2 separate regions of the Homo sapiens genome follow, and region 2 is linked to region 1. The links are chromatin loops, found by intact Hi-C in ENCODE. Cell type or tissue: GM12878. All regions are shown on one strand. Links, peaks and the distances in the headings refer to the core of each region. The heading gives the core; the rest is flanking DNA. Region 1 overlaps MEF2C-AS1 (MEF2C antisense RNA 1). Region 2 overlaps LINC02161 (long intergenic non-protein coding RNA 2161).

Region 1 (15,698 bases), core at 3,745-8,744:
TCCCAAAGTGCTGGGATTACAGGTGTGAGCCACTGCACCCAGCCTCAATGTAATTCTATACTGAGATTGACCTTAAGGTGGAAGACAAAAGGCTCAGTTTTACTTAGGTTGTATATATAAAATTTAAAAACAATCCATATCTTTCATTGTATAGTTATAAGTATTGAAGAAATGCAAGCTCTCTTGTAGAAGAGTTTAAACTAAACTAGAAACACAATAAAAATTCAGAACACTATAAAATTTCCATCTGCCTTTTCTTTGGTTAATAATATGACATTCTATCTTCTATTTAATATTCTAACCTCTCCAAATGAAGATTCTTCCTGATTCCTCTGCATCTTTCTCCAGAACCCTGCTTTGTTTAAAAGAAGTGTACAAATATTGACTATCAGATTTGTGACAATCCAATATGACTATGGCTATGACTCTCAAACTTAAAAAGTGTAACCCTAGTGAGTTCTGTATTTTGATGTTAATTAAATTCTTCTTTTTGAGTCACCTGATATTCAGTTTTCTGTAATTCTTTTGATTTTCAGGCATCCAAAATTGTCAGGTGGCGTGAACTCTCTGAAACCAAATTATAGGCAAATCCAGTCAGTATTAGTAGCTAACTACCTATGAAAAGTTTTGAAGTGGAGTTTGCTTTTTTAAAAATAAAATGTACCTTTAGTTCTTGAATTAAATCCTATTTTGAAAAACTTTACAATGAATGAAAAGTAAAGCCTTCCTTTTCAACCAGTTTTCCCTAGCCTTGTGGAAATCCAACTACTGCCTAATTTTAAACCTTGTTTGTGAACACATTTGTATGAATGTTAGTTAGAGATGACTGTTTTACCTAAAGTGCTTACTTAAATATTGAAAGGGTTTTCAAAAATACACTATAAAAGTAAATTGAGAAACAAATTTAGCTTTTAGGAGGAGAAGAGAAGAATATGCGAGAACTCTTTTAATTAATACTAATATGTTCATGGCTGAATTTTCAATGTATACTTTAATTAAAACTCAATGCAAATATATTTTGATATATATATATAGTATATAATTTAAAGCCATATTTGTACAGATAGATTGGATAGAAAATGTTTAAATGTTGTTATAATTTACAAAATGTTTAGATGCATAGATAAGTAATAGAAATGATAGTTATCTTCAGGAAATTTTAGTCTTGGGTATTTAAATTATCATCACACTTTTGCCATCATCATTTAGAATTTTAGTCTACAAACAATTAAAGATCTATGAATGAAACATGTAACCAAGTGTATAATTGCGCTTGTGGTGGAATATAAATTATCAGTGGAAATTTAGTGTTCTGATGAATCCTTAGGTGGGGGAAAAAAGGAGATAAATAAATGGTGGTAGAGGAAAAGGTAATCATGAGAAGGAGGAGTAAACTAGTAAGTTGGTTTTCTGTACATATAAATCTCTGTGAAGGATGAGGTAGGGCCATGATTTTGGAAAGAGTGGGGAAGGAATAAATAGAGATAAAAACGTGAGCATAAGAGAAATAAAAGGGTACTGGGAATTTAAAAAGCAGAAAGAAGTGAAGAGCAAATTGAAGTAAGAACCATTCCAAAAGAACCACTGTCTTGAGTAATCAGTTTAAAATAACATCAGTACAATTTTATTTAACCTTTAGTTAAAAGTCATTTCCTACCACAGAACCATTTTTTGCTGGTCCCATGGGTTATCTCCTCAGATTTAATGGAATTTCTGTGTGAAATGTATGTACAACCTGTAGACTAATTTCTATGGTTACGTTTCAGTGAAGATTAAATATTTAGTTTCATCAATAATATTTGTAACCACTTTGAGAAGAAAGACCCCATTTATTTTATTATTTTTGTTTCTCCTTTAAACAATTCATAGATCCTTCATAATAATTCATGTTTCTATAGGGACATTATGATGGTTTTCAGATCTTCACGAATCATTTACTGGTATTCTGCTAGTTGTCAGGAGAGTTTTAAAAGGTATATAATTAATTTAATCCCCATTAATTACTGTAACTTCAACAGGCTTTTAAAAAATATTATGATTTAAAATGATGCTGTGATGGAAAGAATCATCAAGATTGGCTGAGGATTGGCAAAATAAGTAAGATTTTATTTAAACAACTGAAAATTGTTATCATCCATTACTATTTAGCAACAAAATGGGATATTTACTAATCATCAGTTTGACTAATTTCAATATCATTGAATATTGATATTTAATAATTAACTAACTGAAATTCCTTAAAATAATGTCTATCTGAATTAGAAAATAAAAAATATATAAATATATTTAATCTTGTTAATTTTGATATGATCAGATAATTAAGTTTTCTAAATTGATTCTTAAAGAATCATCTTTAATAAGAATGCATAAAGTTGTTTGTAAATTAATAGAAACAGTTTTGAAGTTAATGGTCCTAAAAATAGTAAGTTTTCCTAGATGTTACAACTGTCTTTTATAATTTAATGATCAAATTATTAATTTACTCAAACTATTTTTCCAACAAAATTAAAGGTAAACTTAAGCTTCTGGTTCAAATTGATCTAGTAAGTTCAAATCTGTCTGTATTTTCTTTGCCTCAGATTCTCCTTGAATTGACAGAAATGGTGAATTAAAATGAAAGAGAACATGACACTATGGAAAGAAAAAATAAAGTGTACCATTAGTGAATCAAAATTTTATAAACATTTGGGACTACTAGATGGGGGAGGGTGGCAAGCGGGCAGGGGTACTGTTAGGTACCAAGCTTACTGCCTGGGTGACAGGATCATTGGGACTCCAAGCCTCAGCATCACACAGTATACCCAGGTGACAAATCTGAACATGTACCCTTTAATCTATAATAAAAGTTGAAATTTCTGAAGTAAATAAGTTAATAAATAATAAAAACTTATGAGAATAGCATAAGTGAAATATGATTGGTAGGGAAATAAAAGAAGATGAAATTTAGCAGAAGTCATTAAGAGACCTCGAAGGTGAATCAACAAATAAAGAAGGCAGGGATAGGCGAGGGGGCAATCCAGGGTCATTTTTTAGACAGCTATTTTCCAAAGAGCTGGGACAGTAGAACTCTTCCTTTCCATACAGGTGTAAATAGAGCTATGGTTTGGTAGCAAAGGCTTTTGTTCCAGGGCTTAAGCCCAAGGACTATTCTCAAAATGAAGTGCAAGTGGGTGATCTTTATAACAAAATTATCTTTGTGAAGATGCCGGGGTCTGACAGACAAGTGGAGCACATCCTAACATGATTTTAGCCACACAAACACACACACACACACACACACACACACACACCACAAAATAAGTTTAAAATAAAAGGCAGAAGAGCACTTCTTTTGGTAGTAAAATGCACTGGACTACAGCCTGTAGGAGGCTCCTGCTCTGAAACCTGCAATTTTTCCCAGGGGCACTTCAAAGAGACTGGCTGTGAAAACATTCCCCTGACTTCCCTCACTTACACAGAACCTTCACTCAGGCTTCTCTTTCAGGTGAGAGGCCTCACGGGGAAATGGTAGTGAACAGAAGCAAACAGAATATGTGTCAGCTACCTGTGCTATTCAATATAGTTCATCATTTATAAATGTGACTACACATCCAAGAATCTTGAGAAAGTTGAGGTAAACCAACCATATGAAAGACAAAGTCTAACATGAACAACAAAACAAACCTATCCATTTGTCATTAGGGCTAAGGGAAGTGGTGTAAAAGACTTTTCAGCAGCGGGGAGAGAGATTTGATATTATTTGAACCTTTTTGGAAGGTTATTTGACTGCAATTGTGAAAATTAATTTCAGGGGAGCTAGACTATAAGAAACCATTGAGAAAGTATTTCAATGATTCAAAGGGTTTAATGATCATTAGAGAGGTGTGCTGAAAGGACATTCATGAATATAAGGGAAGTTTAAGAGGTAAACTTGGTGTGGATTAGAAGCGGGAGTGACAGAAAATCAGGAATCAAAGTGACCTACATTTTTGGCTTATCCTTTCACCATCATTCTTCTCATTTTGGAGGTCAGTGGCTTATTTTCTGACTTCCTGAGCCAAGTTATTTAGCAGGTGACTTTGTCCAATATGCTTTCTGCTGAAGCTGTGAGCAATGTACTAATGTAAAGATGGCCTTAGGTGTGTTAAATTCACAAGTATCTGATTTTGGCACCATGTAATGTCCAGTAGACCAGTTTGCATTAAGTGTCTGGATATAGTGTTCCCAGATCCCTTCATAAAGGAAGAATAACTTTAAAGTACAATAGTAACGTAAATCAAAGAAAAACTTGACTTTGTAATAGAATAATTTTGACAAGGTTTGAGACTGTTAATTTTATATACACGTGCTTGTAAGTATTTATATATATAGATCAATATATATGTAATATATAATGAATATGTATTATAAAGAAATATTTAACATCTGTTTATAATTGCTGGAAAGATCTAATGTTTTGCATTTTAGAAAGCATAAGATCCATTGTGAAATACTTTGAATATTAGTATTGATAGTTGAATATTAGTATGGATAGTTGTAATTAAGATTTTTATCAAATAGAGTTATTGTTTAGGCATATAATCAGACACACAATATCAACCCAAGTCTGTGAAATTCCAGTCTATGGAAGTGAGTTGTACAGTGTTTGGCTTTGCACTACACCATCTTTTTGGGTGTAATGCAAAACCAAATACTGTATATATGTATGTCTTGCTGAATAGATTGCTTTGTGCCTCTCTCTCTTTTCTAAAGCTTCATAGACTGTTGGTGTAAAAGGACCCCAATGCCATTAATATAGAAAGCCTTACTCTTTCTTGCCTCCATTTCAATCTAATACAGGACCCAACCCCCTGAAACATTTCCTCAATTGCATCTTGACATTCCCAAAGACTGTTTCTTGGGTTACAAATTAAACAATATACTCTCATAAATGCTTTGTGTGATATAAAATTAAAACTGTAGTTTTAATTTTAGTCCAGTTTAATTTTAGTTTATCACATATGTTCAAATATCTTTGAATCCTTACCTGGAATAACACTGATTATTTTTTCAGGGAAAAAAAAAAACTATTTTGTCATTGATTGTGTTTAAGGACCCTGAGAAGTATGTTGAGTTCCCTGGCATTCTTAAAGGCAAGAGGGCAAGCAGTTTTATAAAGGTATTCCAATAACTACTTTATAAAATCTGAAACTTCATGTTAATTTCAGTTTCAACAAAGTAGTTCACATTATGACTTCCCTAAATCTTAACCTAGATCTCGACAAGAAATTAGTTATAATAAAGAGTTAAAGAAAATATTTTAAAGCTGCATTTTGTCCTGTCTCTTAATATTTGATAATTAAAATATGTAAAATTTGCATAATATCCCTAACTTTGTCTCAGCATGTTCATATCTATTCGTCCATCATTTCTCCAACAGCACCTTTGAAAGACACAGCTAGAATCATGATCCCATTTGATTCAGGAGATAATTGAGTCAAAAAGAGATAAAATGATTTTCTGAAAAACACGGGACTAGTGAATACTAGCACCACAGCTAGGAAGCTAGGGTTATGGTGTATAAACCTCATTTATTTCATTTAGAAATGAACAAAATGAATTTTAAGTCACATATAAAGGATAGAAAAGGCTACACCAATGGTGTGATTTCAGGAACTTAAATATTTTCTCAACAACCTTCCACAGACCCTGAACTCCTCACAGTTTCAAGTCAGGCAGTATCCCCAGAAAGTCCCTAGTTGAATGCAAATACACAGTTTCTGATTTACCCAAAATCAATGTACACAATACCTTCTTTCCTGCCACACTTTCCCCACACACCAGTGCCTTGCAGCTGCTGAAATAGGAACCACAATGAAGACGAATGGGACTTTTTAGATTCTGTGGTGCAAAAAGTTAAGAATAAGAAAGCTGTGTAAATCACGAGCGTTATAGATAAAAAGATGCAGAGGCAAACATCTAAATTGGTATGATCTTCTCGTGCTAACTGAAAATAAATCTTTATGTATTATCTGAATCTTTTTTACATCAATGTATTGTTATGTTAAAGTTCTACAAATTCATGATTTATTTAGGTAGCAACTATTCCAATCACTCTCAACCTTTGGGAGTTTAAGGGATTAAGAGTCATTCACACTTTCATGAATTAGTGGAAATTAGTACTCTCAGATTGTTTCCTATTAACAACGTTCTAGGAGTCTGACATTTCTGACTTTGGAGAGTAGGGAAAGGGGCAGCTTGGAGGGAAGAAGGGGCACTAAACACTAAGTATAGTTTGGTTTGTTTTTACTTATTTTCTGTGAACTTAGAAATATGGCAACAGTTTATAAGATGATTTCTACAAAAAATTCTCTAAAGAAACTATCTTGATAGGATTGTTATTTGCTCACATGCTATATAGGATGCATAAAGTATTGACATCCTTATTACATTATAGCCCACAAGACTGAAAACTCCAGCAAACTTGTAATAATAGATGAGAATGCAAAATTTAGAAATTAGACACTTTCTAAAAATCTTAAATGTTCAGGGTCACTAAACTGTGGACTCCTGGGGACTTTAGGAGTAGAACCTAGAAAAACATACTAGAATATGTACTAGAATAATACAAAGAGGTGTAGAAGGCAATAGAGCAAAAATATATTCTTCCTCTCTATTTATACAGGGCCAGTTTTGACAAAGAATAATTTTCATGACAAAATAGACATAAAAGATATTAAGCATTATTTCTAGCCTCCATTTTCAATTTTGATTTTGTGAGGAAATTCAGGACACATGCTCAATGAAAGTGCCATCTTTATTTCAAGGAAACATGTAAACAATGTGAGAAACCTCACAAACATTACACCATAAAAGAGTGAAACACAGCTCTGTCAGTTTCATTTCGAGATTCTCCTTGAGGGAAGGAGGGAGAGAGAGAGAATAAGAACGACAGAAAGAGAAAATGAGAGCTCGATGAGACAAGAACAAACCTCAATTTGTCTAAACATCACATGAAAAGAAAACATTAAAAAGCTTGCCTGCATTTTTACAATGAAAACATGCATCCCACATTCAGTTGTCTTGATTAGCTCCAGTAAAATCTTGGTCTGACATTGCCTGTTACCCAGCATACACTTAAGCTACCTTACCTTGTTATTTATGTATTTAATCCTAACTACCTTTAATTATGACTCAAATATTTAGAATAAAAAACAAGAGGGTTGATCTTCTAAAAAAAAAAAAGTACTTCTTCCAGAAGCAAATATATGAGCTTTATCTTTACTGCTATAACCATTATATATAAAATAGTAGATGGTTGTCTATATTTAAGTGAGCTTGATAGGAAATATCTTTAACTTTTGGGGGTCATGGCCATAATATATCTAATTATTTTGTAAAGAGTGGACAAAAGGATTAGATTATTAATGTAAGAAATATGTTTTCAATCCTAATCACAATTTCAACTGGATGTATATCATTTGGCCGCTTCCAAAGGTAACTATCTAATACAACTTCTTGGCAGATATGTGGATCTACAAAATCCAGAAATGCTGAGGACAAGATTTCCCATAATATTCAATGTGCTACAAGTTCATTTTCTTACTAGAACTTTTCTTAACTGCTTGGGTTGATAGCTTAGATGTCCCAAATTACAATTGATACTAGAAACACAATATCAGAGATTCTTTCTCCACTCTGCCTTACTGTTTCCATTTTAAAAATAGTTGTATTACATTTCTGCTAATAAAAGCCTTTCTAAGGATTCTATATCATTCTTTTGCAAGGCACATTCACATCCTTCAATGAAAGTTGCTATTATCAGAGCAATGTAGTCTTACTATTTACTTATTACAACAGCCCTCATGACTGCTTACCCAGGCAAACACTAGAAATATCTAACTCATTACCACCACATAAAATAGCATGGGGTATTTTCAGAATGAAAGAGATCAGAGCATGACAAATTCTAAAGCTGTTTGTGTCCCTGTTTCTAAAGAAAAGGATGGCTATTAAACAAGCACTGGTAACTTTAACTGTCAAACAAAGAGGATAGATTAGACTCTCATTGAAAATATTGCCCAGCCAAAATCTTGTTGGAAATACCTGTTAGTTTATTACCTTTTTTTTTTTTTTTTTCATTTAAGGTCTCAACGTCAATGGATGTTTTTGGGCCATCTGATGAATGAAAACTGACCCAGATGGAGTCAGAAATCAAAAATGCCTATTGACTTATTCAGCTGGAAGTTGATCCTAGTTTCTATTTAAATCTACTGCTTAAGTGTCAGCATACAGGCTACATTCCTTATCATGGTTCAGGGGGCAGATATTTGGGTCAAAATATTTCTACTCACTCTGTAGCTAATGTGGGCTTTACAATGTTTACAAACAGCTGTTACAATAACCCAAAGATCCGAAGAAAAATGTGACACATTCAAGAATCTGACAGTTAAAAGCCAAGCATTTGTTCAGATAGCACCTTGTGGTTTGAGGTAATAAGACCCACGATCTTAATAGTATTTGTCACATTCAAGCAGCTGTATCCATGAGAGTAGAAGTGACTACCCTCTTACACACCCAGTTACTACTTTGAACCCAGGTCTATATTTTGGCTACCTTGGCAACAGCACAGCAATAACAACTGGTGCCATAATGGCGATGTCAATCCAAGGACATCTTTGGAGAAAGCAGAGGCCCTGACTTTCAACATAGAGAGGCAGAAAGAGCACATAAAATAAACTGAGAAGTTGGTGTCCATAGCACTGCTCATACACTGAGACTCTAGGATATTTATTATAATAGCGATGTTTTTACAAGCCCAGTAATTTTCTAATGGCTGGCTGTTCTTTTGTCAAAAAAACAAAAAGCCAGAAAACATTTCAGGGAAATGGGTCTCTGCAAGCAGGAGTCTACTTTTTTTCTATTTTTGTCTGAAATGAAACTATGAAGGATAAGCTATGCATTACCTTTGACCATATTAATCAATGTAGGTTTTCACACAATCATTAAGATGAAAGAGTTTGTAAACAACAATGAAAAGAGACAAAATTCATTGCTCAGCCTTCCCATGGAGGGTCTCTTATAATTGGTCACTATTACCTCTCCTTCTGGTCACATGGTCAAAATACATTTCCCTATCCTCAGGACATGAAACACACTTCGTGTCCTCATTACTTGCCTTGGTTAATGAAATGTGAGGAGAAGTGATAGGTGTCTCTTCAAGATGGAATATTTAAAAGGAAATTCGGTTTGCTATTGTTCCCTACCACTGTCAAGGCAACCAGCAGCATTCCAGATGATAGAAGCTTCATCAACCTGGAGTGAGAAGATGTAGAGCTGAGTTCCCAGCTGTCCTGGGATGAACACGTAATATGATCAATAAATATACATTTGTTGCACTTATCTACTGCAGTTTTGGAGGTGTTATCTCAGTATAACCTAGTCTATCCTGATTACACTGAGTGCATAATTTTTAGAAATCCAAAGAATGCCTTTCCTTAACTTTTCACAGAATCAGATGCTACAAAGAAGATAATGCTTCAAATCTCTTCACCAGAAAGAGATAGACTTTTTTTCTGGACTGGCTAGAGAGAAAGTATAGAATCATGAATTTATGGTTAAACTATGTTCTTCAGACAGAAACTCACATTTCCACTTTGACTAATTCAGATGAACTGTTTTACTGCCTGAGCTACTCAGAAAAATTGCTTTAATTTATTGTCTTGTAAAACAAACCAAAGTTTTATAAAATAATATTCAGACCCTTTTCATTTTCTTTTGTGTGTGTGTGTGTGTGTGTGTGTGTGTGTGTACCTTCACATCCCCTCTCTTTTCCCTACAGTCACTTTCTCTCCACTTTACTTATGTGGTATTCTCCTATCTGACAACAAGAGAAAGTGATTATTACTACTTTATATAACAGATTCTGGCAAAGTAATTGTGCTTCTGTTTCCACGGTAATTTAGGCTGTTTCTGCTGTAAATGGAAAGCAAAGTTACATGTCAGCCTTATGGAATCTTTGCTAGTGATATCAGTTCCTTTAGGTATTTCTAGACTCCAAAAACCACATGGACCATTTGTAATATAGGTGAAATAGAGAACATGTAACTTTAAAGCAGTCCTACTGTGTTTCTCTGCCTTTTTTTCTGAGATCAACCCAGAACAATTCAAGTGGTGTTTCTGTGAGCATAGTTAAATGCATAGAAAATACGGTATATGTGTATGCATGCATGCATGATCATATGTTTAAGGTAGAAAAATACACTTTAATCACCTAGATATGATCATTTATCCATTTTTAAATTATGATGAATAATGTAATTATATTTGTTCATACATTCTTCAGAATTAACCACAACAAAAGTCATACACAGACGTATTTGGTAGAAGACCATGAGGACTTCCAGAAAAATCCAAGAGGCAAAGTGTATTCTTTATGTTACTAATCAGAAGTAAATTCTTTGTCTCAAGCCACAGAGTTTTTTTTTTTTTAACTTTATGAAGCATTATGGTATGGTGTAATTTTTTCAAAAAGATTTCTTTATTTGCAGAATATCATATTTTTCTGTAAAATAATGGTTTTATACAAGATTTAATATTTGCATTTGCTTCTATATCATATATATCAATATAGAGTGTTTCCAAAGATATTCATAAGGAAACAAACATGTATTATTCCACAGGATTAAAATGAATGGCTAGAAATAAGCTAATATCTCCTAAAATTAAACATGTATATTAATTTGAAAAGTATTTTACTTGGATAATTTATTATCTATTTATTACAACAATTAACATAAATTTCTCAATTTAAAATAATTTAAATTCATTTTTCACTATCAAATATTGACAGAAAAATTCAGTAATGATTTTTTTTAAAAATTCCCCTATTGCCCAAACCTGTATATTTTTAAAATTTATTTGACCATAACAATATCATAAATTTAAGTATTATTTGAATGGACCACATTCCATATTCACATTTTATTCTCTGTGAATCCGTGGCTTATAATGGTATGTATATATGAATTAAGGAGAATTTGTTAATAAAACAATAATTTTGATACCATTGTAGACCTCATGATAGTTATGGTTCTCAACAGGGGATTTTTAAAAGAAAACTCCCCTACCAGAGTTACCCACATGCCCACCTGCATCTTTTACACATGAAAATCCACTTCATTGTTCAGAGCCTTTATTAAGAAGACTGTTGACTTCAATGCTAAAAATATCCTAAAGGATTTCTGATTGTTCCAGGAAATTCCTGAGGAATCATTTTTCTGGTGATTAAACTGGTCATGTGTCTCTAGTAGTCCAGGTCGAGGTAGGCATAGGTTGGGAGTGTTACATTTTCTGAGCACCCATTATAAGTTCAAACCCCTTTTGGCCCTTTACATATCATATTTAGTATTCATAATCAGTCCATGATGAAGCAATTATCCCCTGATTCCAGAGGAGGGGCTGAAGCTCAGGGAGGCGGGTAATGTGACAATGTCCACATACCTGGTAAGAAATAGAGTAAGAATTTATAATTTAAGTCTGTTTAGCTTTGATATCGATATTATTCCATTATCTCATGTTGTTTCCCAGAGGGTACAATTGCTGCTTCACTAATTTAATATTTATTTTCAAAATAATTGTCTACAGGTAGTTGACCAATTATTTTCCTCCTGCGAAATTAAAATATACAGGAGATGTATGGTTCAAATTATCTATCCATTTAAATTCATCAAGAATTTGACACAATAAACTAAAAAGTGCCGAGGAGAACTTTATTAAGGGAGCAAAAATATATAAGAAATGGCTCTACATTTTGGACAGCTGCATTTGACTTATATACTATTTAAGGAGGTTTGAACTGATTCTCAGAACTAAATGTGTATATTCCCTGGTCTTTTTTTCCACACCCTTTTCTTTTCTTACTTTTTAAAGTGGCTTGATGTATTAGAGATGAAGCAGGTCCTTGACTCCTACCCATTTATCCAATATTTGGAAAAATCTGAGTTAGAACTATAATTTATTCTCTCTCTGTCAGCCAAAATGAGACCATAAATATAAGGGCATTTTATCTACTGTCTATAGAGTCTGCTGCTTTGATCCTGCCTCCTTCTCCAATCAAATTCCGGAAATATTTCTAATTGTAGCCTTATGATTCTCAGAGGGTGCTGTGCTTTTTATTTTCAAACTTATATAAAATCTTTTGGTATTTTTCCTCTCATGTTTATAATTTTGACTTTGATTTTTGCATTCACATTTTCTGAATTTTACAGTAAGACCTTTTTACCATACCTTGTTCCTCTTTTAAGGTTTGTTGCAAAATTCTAATTAACAGATTGAACAACAAAAGAACCCACTGAACACCCACTAGATTTTTTTTGAAGGAGGGGAAACATTCTATAAAAAACACTGAACACTTTAAGACACACACTGATGAACACCTACTTCTTAATGAAATTCATCACCACCTAAATTCAGTTCCTTCTTTCCCACATCATTGCTTCAAACCCCTACACACAAACACCCTTGTAAGACCAGTTTTAATAAGCATATACACCATAATATATATTTTCAAAAAAGCATTTGTAAAACTGTAAATCTTGATTTGTATTTCACATAGATAATAATTTCTTCAATGTTTGACTTCCATTCTGTTGTGTCAACGAGATGATTTACTCTGTTTGTGCCATCATAATTCAAAGATCATTTTTAAAATTATTATTTTTTCTTAAAATTGAAAAGATATAATTTACCAAATTTTTTTGTTGTAGATGTTTTTAAGAAACAGATTTTTAAAAGCAAATTAGTAATGAAGAGAGGGAAGCTGAAAGCATACTAAAGAAAGATTTATGATGGTCAATAGAGAAGAGCAATGTTGAGTAGAGATTTTTTGTTTCACATAAAATATATGAAAGGTAGTGTGCAGCCATTTTGTAGCTTAAGTCCTAGAAGACATCATTTTGGGTTATACTTAGTATAGGTGTAAGCATATATAGTATAGGTGAAAGAATGAAGAAACACTTGCTTATACATACTTTCTTAAGTTTCAAGGGGAAAAAAAAGCCTAACAATTTTACATATGCAAGGTTTAGTCCATAAAGAGAATAGGAATATCTTATCTTTTATTCAGCTAACAGGTTTTAGCAGTTTTCTGAATACTTATGAGTAGCTCAGAAATTCATATAAGTTCATGTAATTCACACAGCATCTGTTGTGAAAAAAATAAAGTGATAATTTACATCCAATTAAAATATTTTTCATTAGATAAAATGCTTTAATAAACCAACAAATTTATGTAAGAAAACATTATTCATTGAGAATAAAACAAATCTTTCTACAGAGTATGCAAAAAGTCCAAGATTGGTCAGCTAGAAAAGGTGTGAGTCAGTCATTTATGTAAAATTTTAATACGTTGAGTACTTTTTTAAAAAAACTGTGTGTCCTTATTGTCTTCCAATTTGTATAAGTTATTTAAAAGCATATTTGCTCATTGGATGCATTCTTATTAAACTGCTAAAACAGTATATCTATCAAACCCCTTGTATCTACTATAGAAGTAGAAATTTCAGGAATGCTTCTTACACACAATCACCTTTCTGTCTTTTAAAAGCTTGCCAATTGTGCTACATAGGAATATATGCAAGCATAGTTTAAAAACAAGTTAAAAGTTTTTTTTTTCATTTCTTTTTCTGATATAAGGATTCTTTACCTTTAAAAATAGGCTTATATTCAATTTGGCAGGAAATTATGCAAATACATTCTGTAAGGGCAGATTCCAATGGTACAACATGAAATAAACTTAAGAAAAAGGGGGAGTCAAGCAAAGAGAAAGTTGGTGGGTCTTGCTATTTTTTTATACTTTAAATATTTTTAGGCCTCTTCACCACTGCTGTTGGGTCATTTCTCTTAGCTATACTAAAGAGCCTTTGTCAGTCTGGAGGAGGCAGCCATGTGTCCATGAATGCTTATTTAGTACGGTGAGGACAGATGGCCTGGAATTGCTGAAGAAGACCTTAAGATATATTTAAAAGAGGAAAGGGAAAGAAACAATAAGGGAGGAAATAAATTAGAGAAGAGGCAAATGTGTGGCAAAGAAAAGTACACACACACATAAACACACACACATGCAAGCCACATGCACACAAATGCAGACAGACTATAAAGTGGTAAGTAGGACCTGTTTTTTTATAGATTTGTCTTTTCTGTAGAAATTTTGGTTTATATTATTGTTGATTTGTTGTCTTTTTAGCAGAAATCTGACAATAACCATCACCACCGTTCTGAGCTTAATCTGTTCATTGATGTGTAGTATACCTTTTATTTTATAGTATCCAAACTTGAAATGTGGATTTTGAATTGTAAAAGCTTGGGGGTTTTACTTAAATAAATATGAGTTAAATTGAAATCCCTGACAGCCTAAGAGTCAATGCTTTAACATAATTTATGTTAGAGTATATCATAATTAATCTTGCTTAGCATTTCCACCCCCACCCTCCCCCCGCCGTTTCCTGTTATTTTAAGAAAATATACACACTATTGCCCAATCAAAACCTCATACAGGAATATGTTATGTACATTGAGAAGGGAAGAGGAAGCGAGGGTGGGGAATGGATGGGCATGGGGACATGTGTTTTCAAATATAAAGATGTGAGATGTTGTGAGATGACAAAAGTAACATTAGTGGATTTTTATTATGTATTTTTTCTTTTCAAGTTATCATATTAACATCTTCCTGTTTTCTTCAGATTTATTCCATTTCAACCATGGTATGACTCTGGCAGGTAACAGAGGACTATTGCTTCAATTGGCAGGTTTTCTACTGCTCATAAAACAAATATTAGATTCCAAATTTCTTCTTATTGCCTTCTGAGTTGTCATGGTTATCGAATGACACTTTCTCTAAATTCTCTCTTTTGTGACTGTTTTCTATGCTTTGTAAAAACAGAATGCTTGAAAAAAAAAACATGAAGTTTGAGTGCTAGAAGAAGCAAAAGCAGCAAGAAACACAAGAGTAAGAAGGAAAGAAACATTTTGTTAACCACAACTTGAAATTAAAAAGATTTTATCCAGAAGCATTAAATGTCACTAAGTACAATAAGGCTAAAAAATACCTGCTTTATATAATGGTTGTCTATACAAACCCTTGGTTACTTGCTGCCTGCCTAGTAAGTTACTCTTGCATTGTGGTTAGAGCTCTTCTGCAACAACCCTAACCCCCCATATCCCCACCAACCTCCACCACCACCAATGAAAAGGCAGCCAGAATGCTGGATCATTCTGAAGTAAATATAAGAAATTTTTTTTTGATAAAGCACCTTTAAAAATAGAATAGCAAGAAGATTCATAAACAGAGCATCTGAAAATGTACAATACTTTTGTCTTACAAAAACATCTGTTGCTCAGATGAGTATTTTGAGCATTGAGTGCTTTAGATTACCCCTCAGAAGGTGTGTTGGGTGGTGGCTCTCTGTGGACTTGGCTTCAGGGAGGTCAGCCTGACTCCTTGGCCTGTTGGCTCAGCAATTTCCCAGTGGTCAGCCAGTCTTACCATAATCACATGCTGGCGCCCCAAGCCTGTTTCTTAACTGTACTCTGTGCCTTCTAATGAAAGCATCCCAAAATATCCCCAACCGCTCAAATTCTGGGGCAGCCGTGACCTCAGACTGGACTGCTGGACATACATTTGCTCAGACAGAATGGTTGATAAAAATCTCCCTGTGGTAATGACTGAAATGCTTGCTCTC
Region 2 (15,698 bases), core at 4,556-9,555, 170 kb after region 1:
TCAACTCTGCTGGTGCAGCATAAAGCAGGCATGGACAATATGCAAACAAATGTGTATGGCTGTGTTTCAATAAAACTCTTTACAAACAGGCAGTAGGGCAGATCTGGTCCATAGGCCATAGTTTGCCATCCCAGCTGCGGGGTCTTCCAGGCCATCTGCATCCAGCTAGCAAAAAAAAAAAAAAAAAAAAAAAAAGAAGGTATGGAGGAAGCATATCTGCTTCATAAATGCTAAGCCTGTAAATTGAACTCATCATTTTGTTCACATTATCTTAGTGAGAACAAGTCAATATTATAAAAAATAACACTTACCTGTGAGAGGGGTTGGAAAACGTCTGCAAACATCCACTTCCTAGCTTCACCTCTTTGGAAGGTGGGATGAATTTGGTGGACGGTTACTCACTTTTGATACATTTATGGTACTGATGTGAAGATGAATAATAGTATCTATAAAGTTCCTCGAACATAAAAGCATTCAGTGTACTATCCTTCTTATCATATATAGTTTTAGCAAATATTTCAATCTTCTTTGATTATAACTTCTGTCTTAATTTTATTATTTTTTAAAAACGTATGAAATTTATTTTATTATCCTCTTCCTAAGGTTTATTCTACTATGATTATCCACAGCCCCTTTTCTCTACCTTATTTCCATTTTTCACCCAATTCTATTATTAAATTAGTTAACAATTCAACTACCAGTTTTTAATAATATTACAGGTTAAGCATCCCTAATTTGAAAATCCAAAATCCAAAATGCTCCAAAATCTGAAACATTTTTAGTACCACCATGATGCCACGTGGGTGGCTGAGATAGTGACACCTTTGATTTCTGAGGGTTCAATGTATGCAAACATTGTTTTATGTACAAAATTTTTAAATATTGTAGAAAATTACCATTAGGGTATATGTATCAGGTGTATATGAAACATAAATGAATTTCATGTTTAGACTTAGCTCCCATCCCAAAGATATCTCATTATGATTATGCAAATATTTAAACATCAAAAACATCTGAATTTTCCTTTTTTTTTTTTTTTTTCAAATAGGGTCTCATTCTGTGGCCCAGGTTGGAGTGTAGTGGTATGATCTTGGCTCACTGCAACCACTGCCTCCCAAGTTCCAGCGATTCCCCTGTCTCAGCATCCGGAGTAGCTGGGACTACAGGCAAGCGCCACCGCGCCTGGGAATTTTTGTGTTTTTGGTAGAGATGAGGTTTCATCATGTTGGTCAGGCTGGTTTGAACTCCTGACCTCAAGTAATCCGCCTGCCTCGGCCTCCCAACGTTCTGGGATTACAGGCGTGATCCACCGCGCCCAGCCAAAAACTTGAAATTCTAAACACTTCCGGTCCCAAGCATTTTAGATAAGGGATACTCAAACTGTCTTATATTCTGTGGTCTCCCAAGTTCAAAATTTCTGAATTTTTTTTAACTTACCTTTATACATATATTGACTCCCTGTATACATTTCCTTTTTATTTTTATTTTTGTCTTTTCTAGTATAGTTTATATGTCTTTCTCTCAGTTTTTCTGCCCATTCTTTACTGTAAAGTGTATTGGATTCCCAGGGCTGCCTAAACAAAGTACCACAAACTGGCCACTTAACAGAAATTTATTATCTCCCAATTCTGGAGGCTAGAAGTCTGAAATCAAGGTATCGGCAAGGCGATGCTCCTCTCTGAGACCAGGAAGGAAATCTTTCCATATCCCATCCCACCTTCCGGTAGTTCGCTGAACAGTCTTTGCAGTTTCTTCCCTTGCAGCTGCACAACTCCAATTTTACCTTTGTCGTCACTTGTCATTCTCCCTGCAGGTGTCTATGTTCTCATGACGATCTTATAAGAATATTATTTATATTGGATTAGGGGGTCCACTCTACTTTAGTGTGACTTCATCTTAACTAATTACATGTATAGTGACCCTATTTCCAAATAAGATCCCATTCTGAGGTATTGGGGGTTTCGACTTCTACATATGTGTATTTGGCAGGGGAGATAGAATTCAATACGTACAATTCGGTACATACAAGTCCTCATAACCTATTTCCCAGACCACTATGGTAGCTTTTTTACCCATCTTGCAAGCAGAGTGGTCCAACACAGAGAACATTAATATTGCTTGCAAAATAAATAAGACATCTGTGTATACACTAAAACTGACATTAAAGCCTTAGAGAAAGTTAATTCTAGATAAACTTTGGAAAAAGGAGGACTGGAAATCTTTCTTTCCTTTATACCCTCTATTCAGTTTTCTCAAAATTCAGTGAGCATGTACATCACCTGGGGATTTTGCAAAGGAAGATTGTGATTCACTAAATCCCAAGGAAGGGGCTGGGATTTTCTTCTTTTTGAAAAAATATTGCAGTATATATTCTGCTAAGCAGAAATCATAATATTTACTTTATAGCATTGTCATGAGGATTATATGAGGTCGTGTATGGGAACATGTCTACCATACATAACTTCTGACATGGGGTCGAGGGGTCCTGCAATAAATATTGTGTCTAAATTTATAATCATAATTACACAACTCTGTTATTTAAAAATGTTAACATCATAAGCTAGTATTATTTCTCTGAATGTCCCATGGAGATTAGCATTGCCTTGCTCCCAAAATATTCAATAATTATTTTCTTTATGAATTTTTGAAAGTAAGGCATTTGATAAGATGCCTTCTGTATTTCGAAATAGCACAACTCTAAATAAGAAAAGAAAATTTTAAGAAATTATGTCAAAGGGAGAAAAAAGAAAATAAGTATATCATGGCCAAGTTGAGTTCATTAGTATTCTCCTTTATTTATAAGTCATCCCGACAATGTTTTGCTCATATAGGAAATATATATAGTGTTTCAAAGTTGGTTATTGAAGGTAAAAAAAAAAATCTGTTTTACGTTTTAAAGTAAAAAAATTTTCTTTAAATAAAAACATGGTGTCGAATCTTAGCATTTACTTGTTTTAACCACAACAACAACCTGCTTTCATACATATTCTACACACACTATCATTTCTTCAGCATTCTTTGTTCTGAAAGATTGCACAGAAGTCTAAGTAGTGTTAATCTCAATCCTTTTATCTTCTAATGTATGAAAATCTAAAACTGAATTAACTCACAGAGCTTAAAGGACATTTAGTGATCATTTGATCTCCTTTTATAAATAAGAAAACATTACCTAAAATAATTATGTCACTGTGATCATGCTGCTAATTAGCGCCCAAACTGAGATTATAAACTGGACTCTCGTCAAGTGCTTCTCGCAATCAAATTGGAGATAATGAAGATGAAATCCAGGAATGATCCCTGAGAGTGAGAACTCTGTGTGGAAGCCCCTTACACTTGGCACAGAAGTGGTCGAGTGCGCGTCTTGCAGAGTGATCCAGCTCACAGAAGATTAATATTGCTTGCAAAGTGAATAAGACATCTGTGCATACATTAAAACGGGCGTTAAAGCCTTAGATATCGTTAATTCAGGAAAAACAATTTTGAAAAAGGAAGACTGGGAATCTTTCTTTGCTTCATACCCTGTATGCAGTTTTCTCAAACTCAGTGAGCATGTAAATCACCTGGGGATTTTGTAAATGGAGATTGTGATTCAGTAAATCCCAGGGAAAGGGCTGACAGTCTGTATTTCCAACAAGCTCCTAGGTGATGTTAATGCCTATGATTCAAGAACACGCATTGAATAGCAAACTCAAGAATTCATGTAGATTACAATCTGTGGTGTCTGAGCAGTGCTTAGCCCTGTCCAAGGCACCTTCCTCTCAATGACCACAGTACTTGCTATCTCCAGCACTGGCCTGGTCCTTAGCTCTATCCTACTTTAATGTTATATCCAGGGTTTTTTTCTACACAACTAGAAAAATCTTTTTGAGGTATAAGATTATGACTCATATCTCATTGAATCTGTAGTGGCTAGCAATGTTGAAGACTTGGAAATATTTATGGTTTACTATACTGTTGAGAAAAAAATATTTAAAACTCGTATTCAATGAAGGAAGTCCTTTTTAAACATTAGTTTTTGGACAAAATTTGAATAATTTTTTAAGCTAGTCATGTTATATCTGCTATGATATGCGAATCATGCCATATTGTAAAATGTATGATTGGGTTTATCATATGCATTAACCTATGGCATATAGTGCTTTATTTATTTTGAAAAAGAAATATTTAGTAATTCCATTTACAATTTCATTTCTATCTGAAACTGGAAATTATAAATCCATTATATACAAAAAGTCTTTTGTATATGATGATAATGTTACAGGAAAAAATTAACTAAAAGTAAATCCAGTTTAAATAATAAAAATATTTTGGAAAAATTATGCTGAGAGATGAAAACAAATATTTTAAAAATAGGTTCATCTATTCAAACATTAATAAAATTAATAGTATGCATTAATTTCAAAATAAGTAAAGGATTCTTATTTGGAAGGAGATGAATTTTTCCAGTGAAATTATTTGAGGACAGGATAGGACACCTTTATATTTCTATGGCACAGCCTGATCATAAAGAGAGATATACTTGAAACAAATATTCTAGTGATTCATCAATTTCTTCAAGGTCTTTTTTGGTTTTATGATATCCAAATATTCTCTTTTGGAGCATATAAAATATCCTCATTCTTGGCAATTTTCTCTTTTGCAATTGGTAACTGGTCTATTTCTTCCATATGCTGATCTGTCAGTGTTTTTGCTTATAATTTAGGCAATTCTTCTCCATCATTTTCATTGTAGGAAATTATGGTGATTTTGCCTGAAATACCTATTCCCAATTCAAAAATGTATTAACAGCAAGGATCAAGGATATTTATTAGCATACATAGCCGGATATAGAGTATGCGCCAGATATCAGATGGCAGGTGCTTCTGACGCCATCAACGACTCACGTTCTCTTTGTCTCTAAACCTGACTTTCATATCCTAGGCCTCATCCAAAACTAGTTCCCTTGTAGTTTCACAATGGCTTCCAGAGATATTTTAGGATGCCTTTTTGATTTTCATAAGAAGAGAGAGCAAGAACATGTGAAAGAGAAAATTCTTCCCCATTCTTCCCCAAACCTAGAACGGAAGTCTTTCTCTTTTGTCAAGTGGACAATTAAAGTCATAGGCTCAAACTGAGTCAATGATGGCTAAGAGGGAGTTGTCAGGAACTTGGATTGTCTAATTAGAAATCCATCTGGAGATGAGGATTTGTGTAGAATCCTGAAAAAAATCAGAGATCACTTTAGAAGGAAGGAGAAGGTGTAGGATTATTCCAAGCATACTGGTTTTATAAAATCTAGCATCTTTTAAAACATTCAGCTTCATGTAACAATAAATTTGTCCTACTTTTATTTTGCACTGTCTTCTGACATCAAGTGAAAGTGACAATGAAGACATAATGAATAGGGAATAGATGCCAAGTTAAGAGTGGAGAGAAAGGACTAATTTTACAAGTGATTGTTTTATTAATACATATTTTTGTGCGGTAAGAATTTGGGTGTCTTATCAATCTTTCAATTGAAGAAACTCAGGAAATGAATACTTATGTAACAAGGATCCCCTATATTTCCCCTAATATATATTTCACGTATATTACATGCCTGTAATTTATTAGTTCCAAGGGAAAGTATTCAAATATTTTTTACTGTGCATCAACAAAAAAGAATGTAGATATTGACAATCCAAGGGGGTCATCTACGTTTAAGTTATAGAGAAGGTGACACAAAGGACCTCAATTTTTCCATGCACAGAAACAATGAATTTGAGGCATGTTCTTGGATAGTGAAGCACTCGAGCATCAACGCACGATGCAAGGTCACTGGAAAAAGCTCTGTCCTTGGTATTTTTCTCTGGCTCAGGAAACGATATGTGTAATAATATTGGTTAACAAAATTATATTCAGTTTGTAGGGGAATCTTATTATATTTGTCTCTTATTTGTGTGATTTTCCCTTTTTTTTTAGTTCTAAATTAATATGCAGCATTTGTAAACCCACGTAAGAATGAACTGTGTTCTAGCAGATTTCTTTTGTATCTTGTGGCACAAGAGCTATGCTGAATTGATAGGTGAAGATGGGGAGAAAGATTGGCCTTTTTTCATATACGTTGAGGACTGAATCTGTGAAAGAAGATGACCATCAAAAATGATATATTGTTACTCAAGGGTGACAGTTAGAAAGGTGCATGTCAGTAATGACAAGCACAGGGAGGGACATCAGCCAGAGGCATCAATTCCTTTGTCCTTGATCACAATGTAACGAGCACTGGATAAAGACTGAGGAGGCTAGTCCCTGACAACTAACTTTACATATAACTATAGAGAGAGTAAGAGAAAGGTCAAAATGTTTTATCAAGAGAAAAGAATCTCTACAGACTGGTGGCTAAGACAACAAGTTAAGTATTGAGGCTCAGAATAAAACATCTCTAGAAATACTCCTCTAGCATGCCTAGCAACATCTCTGCCTTTGTTTTGGCTGTTTGTTTGCTTTCTCCCTTGTCTTTCCACGAGCAGAAGGATCACACAGGGCATGTGGCCTTCAGGAAAGAAGTGACTGAGCAGGGTGAGGGTACGGGGTAGCAGCTAGTTAATTAGTTAGTGAAAATGCTGGCCTGGTCCCTTGGTACCAAGAATCAAGATGAACTGTGAGGAACAACTGAAAGGAACTCTACCTTAGCGTTTGTGATGATATGTGGGCAGGATAAAAATATTTCTCTTCCCCACAAGATTGTCTTTTCTCTTTCCAGTATTATCGAGGGAGGCTGAACACAAGATAGAAACACCAGCCAGGTGAATGCCCTTATTTTACTTCTTATCAGAATATCTTTTCTCAGTAGCCCCAATCTGAGTCATCATCTTTTCAGCATACTTAACTGTAAAAAATATATATATATCCAGATAGAGAATGAAACTAATGTTTAAAAGATAGAGAAAACCAAGATAGAAGAGTAAACTAAAGACAATTAACTCCATCTGGTTTGAGGATACTTCCATAGGACAGACAAAGTAGAAAATAGTTTTTGGAGCACTTTTCAAGCAACCAGCTTTGGTACCTGTTTTTCTTCTAGCTCTTTGGCACCAATTATCTTTCCTCACAATTACCTGTACTTTTCTGCTGGGCTCAGCCATTGCCATGCTGTCTTCCTGAGAAAAAGTTCACTCTATAATGCATGAAATTTAATATATAATAATAGTAAGAACAATTAAATTTGGTATAAACTTGCTGGCTGTCAGAGACTATTTAAAGTGTTTTATATTAATAATCATTTAATCCTCACAACACTTTAGTATGGGCCTTAGCTCCATTTTCCAGATGACAAAACCATGACACAGAGACTTTAAATTTGATCACACAACATTAAGTGGCAAAGCTGACATTCCAAGCCTAGTTTCCAGAGTGTATCCTAGCAGCTGCCTTGATATATAACCTCAAATCATTGTGCATAATATTTGGCAGTGAAATATTCTCTACTCTGAAGTGATTTTTTGGTCCCACTTCTAAAACTAGTATGTCATTTATCCTATTCTTTATTTTGATTTTTGCATAATTCACAAAAATAAGGCAATCCCTTGCATGTTTCTTCAAGGTTTCAGAATATTGATAGCTAGAATTGTTGCACAATTATCAATTTTAATTTAGGAAGTTTTTGTACTGGCCACAAACAACAATTCACTATTATTATTATTATTACTACAGTTTAGTGCATTAGAAAAATGCAAAACAAAATCTAAGTTGAAAAAGAAGAGTTACCTGGTGGCCTAATTCCAGATGTATTGAGTAAGTGCTAAGGGTTCTTGAGAAAGTGCTAAGAGATTCAGTCCCACCATTTATAAATGATAAGAGTAGCTAACTTTTAATGAGGCTCCCAGAGCTAAAATTTGATGAGTATATAAAGTATTATAAATTATTTTTTAAGTGGAAATGGTTTTCTTATTCAGATTAAAACAAGATTAGACAATATTTCAGAGAACTATTTGTTAGGAGAAAAGATCCTCTATTAAGTTGTTTTAAAATATTTCCCCATTTCTAAGGATACTATATAATATTCTCATATCCTTGGAAAGTGATCCATTTCTCTAAGAAAATATGATTTCTTGATACTTTGTTAAATATTTTTAAAAGAAAACTATTATTTCCTGGAAAATAAATAACAACTTTTTTCAGCAGGCCAAAGAAGCCTCGATCATGCGAGGGTTTATGATGACATAAACTTTTCCTAGACACTAAAGGAAGACATTGCTCCTAGCACTCTACCATCTGCTGCAGATATTTTAAAATTCTAAAGCACTAACAATGATGCAATTTGCTACATTTTGAGCTGCATTTTACAACTCTCTCTTTGCTGAATTACTATTGATGACATTAAAACCCTTTACAAATCAAGACAACACATTTGCTTGCTACTGCCACCAAAGAGCTGTCAGCTACTCTTTTTCTGTGCTGGAATATACCTGCTACCTTCTTCATGGTCAGCAATGTTTAAACCCTTTTAAAGAATGGGAAGTAGAACACAACATCATTGTCTACATTAATTATCACTTGTTTAAAAAAATACCCAGGAAGAAGGCAACCTTTGACTTGAAAAACAAATAAACTGGGAAGTGTAGTGAGCAATTTATTACATTTTTTCCTTCTCATGAATAAAAAGGAGTATTCTCCAGATTTCTGGGAACAAAAGACTGGGAATCACTGGAATGAGTTATATAACATAGGATATTCAAGGAACTAAAATATTTCTTCATGAGTACAGATGTTAAACTTGGAGAATTACTCAGAGAATATAAGTTTCCTAAAAAAAAGAAAAAAATGGCAAAAGTTAAGATCTAAATATTTGATAAAGATTTAAAAGTTTTCTTTTTTCTTGGCAGTTGAGCAAGTAATAGCTTCACAGATAGATAGATTTGAATAACTCCAATTTCAAAATTATTTTCAGCCAGTGATATTGTGATATGGGGCTTTCTGCAATACTGCTTGCTTAGAGGAACAGAGAGAATAAAAATCAGCAATTACCAACTAAGTTTCAGTGCAGCCTAACATCTGATAGTCACCAGTTTCAAACTTCAGAAATTATTATCAACTGTTACTTTCTAAAAGTCACTATAATATTCAAACATTTCCCCTGGAAAAATGGCACCTGCCAGAAAAAGTAACGGTATAAGTTATGCATCCATTTTACAGGACACATTTTACAAGAGATTTTCATATAAATGAAATTAATCGTTTGGGGAATTCTTGGTTAGTTTCCTAACATGTTTTTTCCAAAAAAAAAAAAAAAAATCTCTTCCTTGTTTTCTTTTCCTTAAGTTTCCATAAACTAGAATCTTCTTATATCCAATTTCTCATATTAATTTGTGTTACATTTCATTACTGAAATAATTTTAACCATTTTTATTTACCTATTTATTTATTTTTATTATACTTTAAGTTCTAGGGTACATGTGCACAACGTGCAGGTTTGTTACATATGTATACATGTGCCATGTTGGTGTGCTGCACCCATTAACTCGTCATTTACATTAGGTATATCTCCTAATGCTATCCCTCCCCACTCCCCCCAGCCCATGAAAGGCCCAGGTGTGTGATATTCCCCTTCCTCTGTCTAAGTGTTCTCACTGTTCAATTTCCACCTATGAGTGAGAACATGCGGTGTTTGATTTTTTTGTCTTTGCGATAGTTTGCTGAGAATGATGGTTTCCAGCTTCATCCATGTCCCTACAAAGGACATGAACTCATCATTTTTTATGGCTGCATAGTATTCCATGGTGTAATATGTGCCACATTTTCTTAATCCAGTCTATCATTGATGGACAATTGGGTTGGTTCCAAGTCTTTGCTATTGTGAATAGTAAAGCAATGAACACACGTGTGCATGTGCCTTTATAGTAGCATGATTTATAATCCTTTGGGTATATACCCAGTAATAGGATGGCTGGGTCAAATGGTATTTTTAGTTCTAGATCCTTGAGGAATCCCCACACTGTCTTCCACAATGGTTGAACTAGTTTACAGTCCCACCAGCAGTGTAAAAGTGTTCCTGTTTCTCCACATCCTCTCCAGCACCTGTTGTTTCCTGACTTTTTAATGATCGCCATTCTAACTGGTGTGAGATGGTATCTCATGGTGGTTTTGATTTGCATTTCTCTGATGGCCAGTGATGATGAGCATTTTTTCATGTGTCTGTTGTCTGCATAAATGTCTTCTTTTGAGAAGTGTCTGTTCATATTCTTCGCCCACTTTTTGATGGGGTTGTTTGATTTTCTCTTGTAAATATGTTTAAGTTCCTTGTAGATTCTGGATATTAGCCCTTTGTCAGATGGGTAGATTGCAAAAATTTTCTCCCATTCTGTAGGTTGCCTGTTCAATTTGATGGTAGTTTCTTTTGCTGTGCAGAAACTCTTTAGTTTAATTAGATCCCATTTATCAATTTTGGCTTTTGTTGCCATTGCTTTTGGTGTTTTAGACATGAAGTCCTTGCCCATGCTTATATCCTGAATAGTATTGCCTAGATTTTCTTCTAGGGTTTTTATGGTTTTAGGTCTAACATTTACGTCTTTAATCCATCTTGAATTAATTTTTATATAAGGTGTAAGGAAGGGATCCAGTTTCAGCTTTCCACATATGGCTAGCCACTTTTCCTAGCACCATTTATTAAATAGGGAATCCTTTCCCCATTTCTTGTTTTTGTCAGGTTTGTCAAGGATCAGATGGTTGTAGATGTGTGGTATTATTTCTGAGGGCTCTGTTCTGTTCCATTGGTCTGTATATCTGTTGTGGTACCAGTACCATGCTGTTTTGGTTACTGTAGCCTTGTGGTATAGTTTGAAGTCAGGTAGCGTGGTGCCTCCAGCTTTGTTCTTTTGGCTTAGGATTGTCTTGGCAATGTGGGCTCTTTTTTGGTTCCATATGAACTTTAAAGTAGTTTTTTCCAATTCTGTGAAGAAAGTCATTGGTAGCTTAATGGGGATGGCGTTGAATTTATGAATTACCTTGGGCAGTATGACCATTTTCACAATATTGATTCTTCCTATCCATGAGCATGGAATGTTCTTCCATTTGTTTGTGTCCTCTTTTATTTCGTTGAGCAGTGGTTTGTAATTCTCCTTGAAGAGGTCCTCCATATCCCTTGTAAGTTTGATTCTTAGGTATTTTATTCTCTTTGAAGCAGTTGTGAATGGGAGTTCACTCATGATTTGTCTCTCTGTTTGTCTGTTACTGGTGTACTAGAATGCTTGTGATTTTTGCACATTGATTTTGTATCCTGAGACTTTGCTGAAGTTGCCTATCAGTTTAAGGAGATTTTGGGTTGAGATGATAGGGTTTTCTAAATATACAATCATGTCATCTGCAAACAGGAACAATTTGACTTCCTCTTTTCCTAATCGAATACCCTTTATTTCTTTCTCCTGCCTGATTGCCCTGGCCAGAACTTCCAACACTGTGTTGAATAGGAGTGGTGAGAGAGGGCTTCCCTGTCTTGTGCCAGTTTTCAAAGGGAATGCTTCCAGTTTTTGCCCATTCAGTATGATATTGGCTGTGGGTAGATAGCTTTTATTATTTTGAAATACGTCCCATCAATACCTAATTTATTGAGAGTTTTTAGCATGAAGGGCTGTTGAATTTTGTCAAAGGCCTTTTCTGCATGTATTGAGATAATCATGTGGTTTTTGTCTTTGATTCTGTTTATATGCTGCATTAAGTTTATTGATTTGCATATGTTGAACCAGCCTTGCATCCCAGGGTTGAAGCCCACTGATCATGGTGGATAAGCTTTTTGATGTGCTGCTGGATTCAGTTTGCCAGTATTTTATTGAGGATTTTTGCATGGATGTTCATCAAGGATATTGGTCTATAATTCTCTTTTTTTGCTGTGTCTCTGCCAGGCTTTGGTGTCAGGATGATGCTGGCCTCATAAAATGAGTTAGGGAGGATTCCCTCTTTTTCTGTTGGTTGGACTAGTTTCAGAAGGAATGGTATCAGCTCCTCCTTGCACCTCTGGTAGAATTCGGCTGTGAATCTGTCTGGTCCTGGACTTTTTTTGTTTGGTAGTCTCTTAATTATTGCCTCAATTTCAGAGCCTGTTACTGGCCTGTTCAGGGATTCAACTTCTTCCTGGTTTAGTCTTGGGAGGGTGTATGTGTCCGGGAATTTATCCATTTCTTCTAGATTTTCTAGATTATTTGCATAGGCGTGTTTATAATATTCTCTGATGGTAGTTTGTATTTCCGTGGGATTGGTTGTTATATCCCCTTTATCATTTTTAATTGTGTCTGTTTGATTTATTATACCTGTTAAGAAACCTACATCTACAATTGTCATGGATTTATGGACACTTCTTATTTATTAGACAGAAAATTTATTTGAAATTTGATATAAAAATAATTTACATATTCATAGAAAGGTTATTTCTTTTTTTCAAGTTTTAAGGTAAGAATAAAGCAGTTTTATCAAGTAACATTCTAATTCCCAAATGTTCTACTGCATAAAATGAGGGAAAGGTGACTTCGCAAACAACACTGAGGGTTGAGTCACCACACTTGGAAGTGGCAAACTCTTTGTCATCCTATTTTTATTATTGAGCACTTAGTGAAAGTGAAAGAGTGGTGAGGTTCTAAGCAGGTGGCCAGACAAGATGTGAATGAATCACTTGGAGTAAAGGCACAGACATAGCTTGTCACAAGAGCAAGATATTTGAAAAAGAGCCATCCATTAAATGATCCCACATACAGTTCTGTCCCCACCCAGAAAAGTATCCTGTCCCCAAAGACCTTCTGCTTCATATAATCACAATGGAATTAATAATGGCAATGTTATCCACTGTATATTACATTCTAGTTACCAAGATAGACACTGTGCATATATTATTTCTAACCACTAACTCAGTCCTACAGAGTGTATATCATTACTTTTACGTAAAAATGAGGAAAGGGAAGCTCAGATAGGCACATGGCTATGTAAGGTCCTAATACTAAGAAGTGGCTGAGCTGTGGGGCTTACCTGCATCTGACCTCAGGACTGACTAATATCACAGCCGAGGTCTATTCATCATAATTTGCAGCTACATGTTGCTTTGGTTGCATATAAAGTTGTTTCTGAGGAGAGTGGACTAAAAAAGGGCAACCCAAATATTTAAAATTTGATTTCTAAAATTCTGTTATCTGTTCATCTACCCTGAAAATAATTGAAAGTGGGGAACAAGTGCAATGGGCGTATGAAATTTAAATTTGAGACACAAGTGGACTCACTAAATTAGAAAAGTCTATGTCAGATTTCATCCTGTGGTACTGTAATAAATATATCACCTAAGATATTGAATGGTCTTCATGAATAAATGACTCCTTTTTGCCACTCCATTTTCACCTCTGTGCCCTTTACTTCCTCACTTTGTAGTGGCTGAATTAGGCAGACTGTAGACTTATTCTAGGTTTTTGATCAGTGTCTAGGTTAGAATCAAAACACACAGTTCTGAGGGTAAGAACAAAGTTTGAATGGAGGGAGTAACATAAGGCAGTCCTTTCCAACCTCTCTAGAATCTGTTATTTTGGTTTATTAGCGTTGACCAGTCCCCATGACAAACAGGAAAAGCCAGTCTCTGACACTTAGGACTCTGCCTCCCCTAGTTTTGATGCTCAGAAGGAGATGCTTCTAGCTTTTTCATAACTAGTCATATGTGATGCATTAGCAATAATACCTACGCAATCACTGTTAATTTAAAATGTGGCTCTGGACATTTTCATCAATAAACAATTATAATTGTAAATGCTTTTAAAAGTTTTATTGAGGCCGGGCGCGGTGGCTCACGCCTGTAATCCCAGCACTTTGGGAGGCCGAGGCGGGTGGATCACGAGGTCAGGAGATCGAGACCATCCTGGCTAACAAGGTGAAACCCCGTCTCTACTAAAAATACAAAAAATTAGCCGGGCGCGGTGGCGGGCGCCTGTAGTCCCAGCTACTCGGGAGGCTGAGGCAGGAGAATGGCGTGAACCCGGGAAGCGGAGCTTGCCGTGAGCCGAGATTGCGCCACTGCAGTCCGCAGTCCGGCCTGGGCGACAGAGCGAGACTCCGTCTCAAAAAAAAAAAAAAAAAGTTTTATTGAACTATAATTCCAGCTTATAATCAAACAAGGCCAAATTTGAACTTCAAGAAATATTCCGATTATATGGAAAATTTGTGAACTCCCTAGAAACATTACCATAGACTGACAATCTGAGGAAGAATCCTACAACCTAATAGAATAAATAGAATGAAGGGCCCATAATTATAAACAGAAAGACTTCCCTTTAAGCAGTACCTGCTGAAATGATGGCAGCTTTCTCTGAAAAGAATGCTTGATAATCAGGAAATGAACATTTAAGTTAGACAATGCTTTACCTTTTATTCTGTTTATTTTAACTGTATTTTTCTTTGTAATTATACTATAAACAGTTCATCGATGAACACTTGATATACCGCAGATGGTGAAGGGATTGGACAGTGTTGTATTCTTCAGCATCTTGGTCACTTTACCCTCATTAAGAGAGGTCTCAGCATTACAATTAGGAAGAGGTATTTGTTTTCTGTCTGCTTTATTGTTCATGAAAGAAAAAGGATGATTTCCCAGTAAAAGCACCAGGAATCTAACCCCTGGGTTGGCTCTTTATTCTCCCTGAAATTGTACTTGACTGCATAAAAATTATTTACCCTCTTAGTATATTTAAGAATGTTAAAAAGAAGACACTTGTACCTCTCTTAGAAAATCACATAAAGCTTGATCAATTAATATTTACAAAATAATTTGAACCTCTTGAAGTTCCATAGAGCTTCTAAATATTAAAATAGTGTATGACTTCAAAATCCACTTTTTAATCCTTTGGTTTTATTTAAAATTAGTGTCCTCCACCCAATATTAGTAAAAACTGAGAGTGAGCTGAGTAACAGATTTCAGCACTGTCAGTAAGGCAGCTTTCCTTTGCTTTGCCTGTATCTCTGTAGGTCTCCTTGTTAATCATTTTACTTTATTATTTATTCCATATATATTTCCATGAAGAGTTCTTAATGATAAAAATCTGATTTCTTGATCCACAATCAAATCTTACTATGGCCAGCTGCTATGTCTTCATAACTCTGAAAATATTACGTCTCTTTGCAAGTTGGCTCTAACACAAGGAAGGTTACTAAACTAACCCAATTAAATTGAGCATATCTGCAAGTTTAGATGATTATTGCTGTTATCTGTGAGGGCTGGGATCCAACGTGATGGATTGCTGGCTACCTTAGTGAATTCTAAAGGGGAAAAATATCTTATCCTGGATTAGCTTGAGTTGGCTTACATAAAGGTTTTATGATGCAAATTGGAGATATTGGACTTAGTAACAACCTACACTATCTGTTATATTCTCCTGTCTCATAGTCACAGGAAGCTTTCTTGAGTATGATGCTCCATCCTCATTAATAAGCTCTGTGTTGTACATCTTTGTCTGATATGAAGCTGCCATACCTTGTCACCAATTATAGGCTCTGAAAAGACCCATCTCATTATAGTACTTAAATTGCTTGTTCCTGAAGGTGATGCTTGGTGTGTCTCTTCTGCCTCTTGCCAACAGGAAAATCACCCTTGAAGTGAATAGATGTCAGTCAAAAGGTACAAAAGAAAAGCAAAAAGAATTAATAAAAAACCTGGCTGGAATATTTATCAGCTTATTGCACAGAAAAGAATGTTGATCAGACAAATAAATTGCCAGGCTAAA

The links. Peaks named below come from ENCODE experiments on the same cell type or tissue, not always from the same donor. Only the 100,000 strongest peaks of a DNase experiment are listed, where the experiment ranks them.
Region 2: a loop joins it to region 1, with 2.3 times the contacts of the local background. A loop is called at or near these places in 1 of 110 quality-filtered maps.

Annotation. Positions count from the first base shown.
Region 1 is chr5:89,429,784-89,445,481 of GRCh38, forward strand. The region is part of intron 8 of MEF2C-AS1 (MEF2C antisense RNA 1); the gene reads left to right. Among named protein-coding and RNA genes, the nearest start is that of LINC02161, 140 kb to the right of the region's middle. In GM12878, for the core only: a CTCF peak has its summit at 5,790; DNase peaks (open chromatin) are centred at 5,758 and 6,858; H3K4me3 peaks cover 1,150 bases; H3K27ac peaks cover 4,787 bases.
Region 2 is chr5:89,600,854-89,616,551 of GRCh38, forward strand. All of the region lies in intron 1 of LINC02161 (long intergenic non-protein coding RNA 2161), which reads left to right. Among named protein-coding and RNA genes, the nearest start is that of LINC02161, 27 kb to the left of the region's middle. In GM12878, for the core only: no CTCF peak of the experiment used is centred there; no DNase peak of the experiment used is centred there.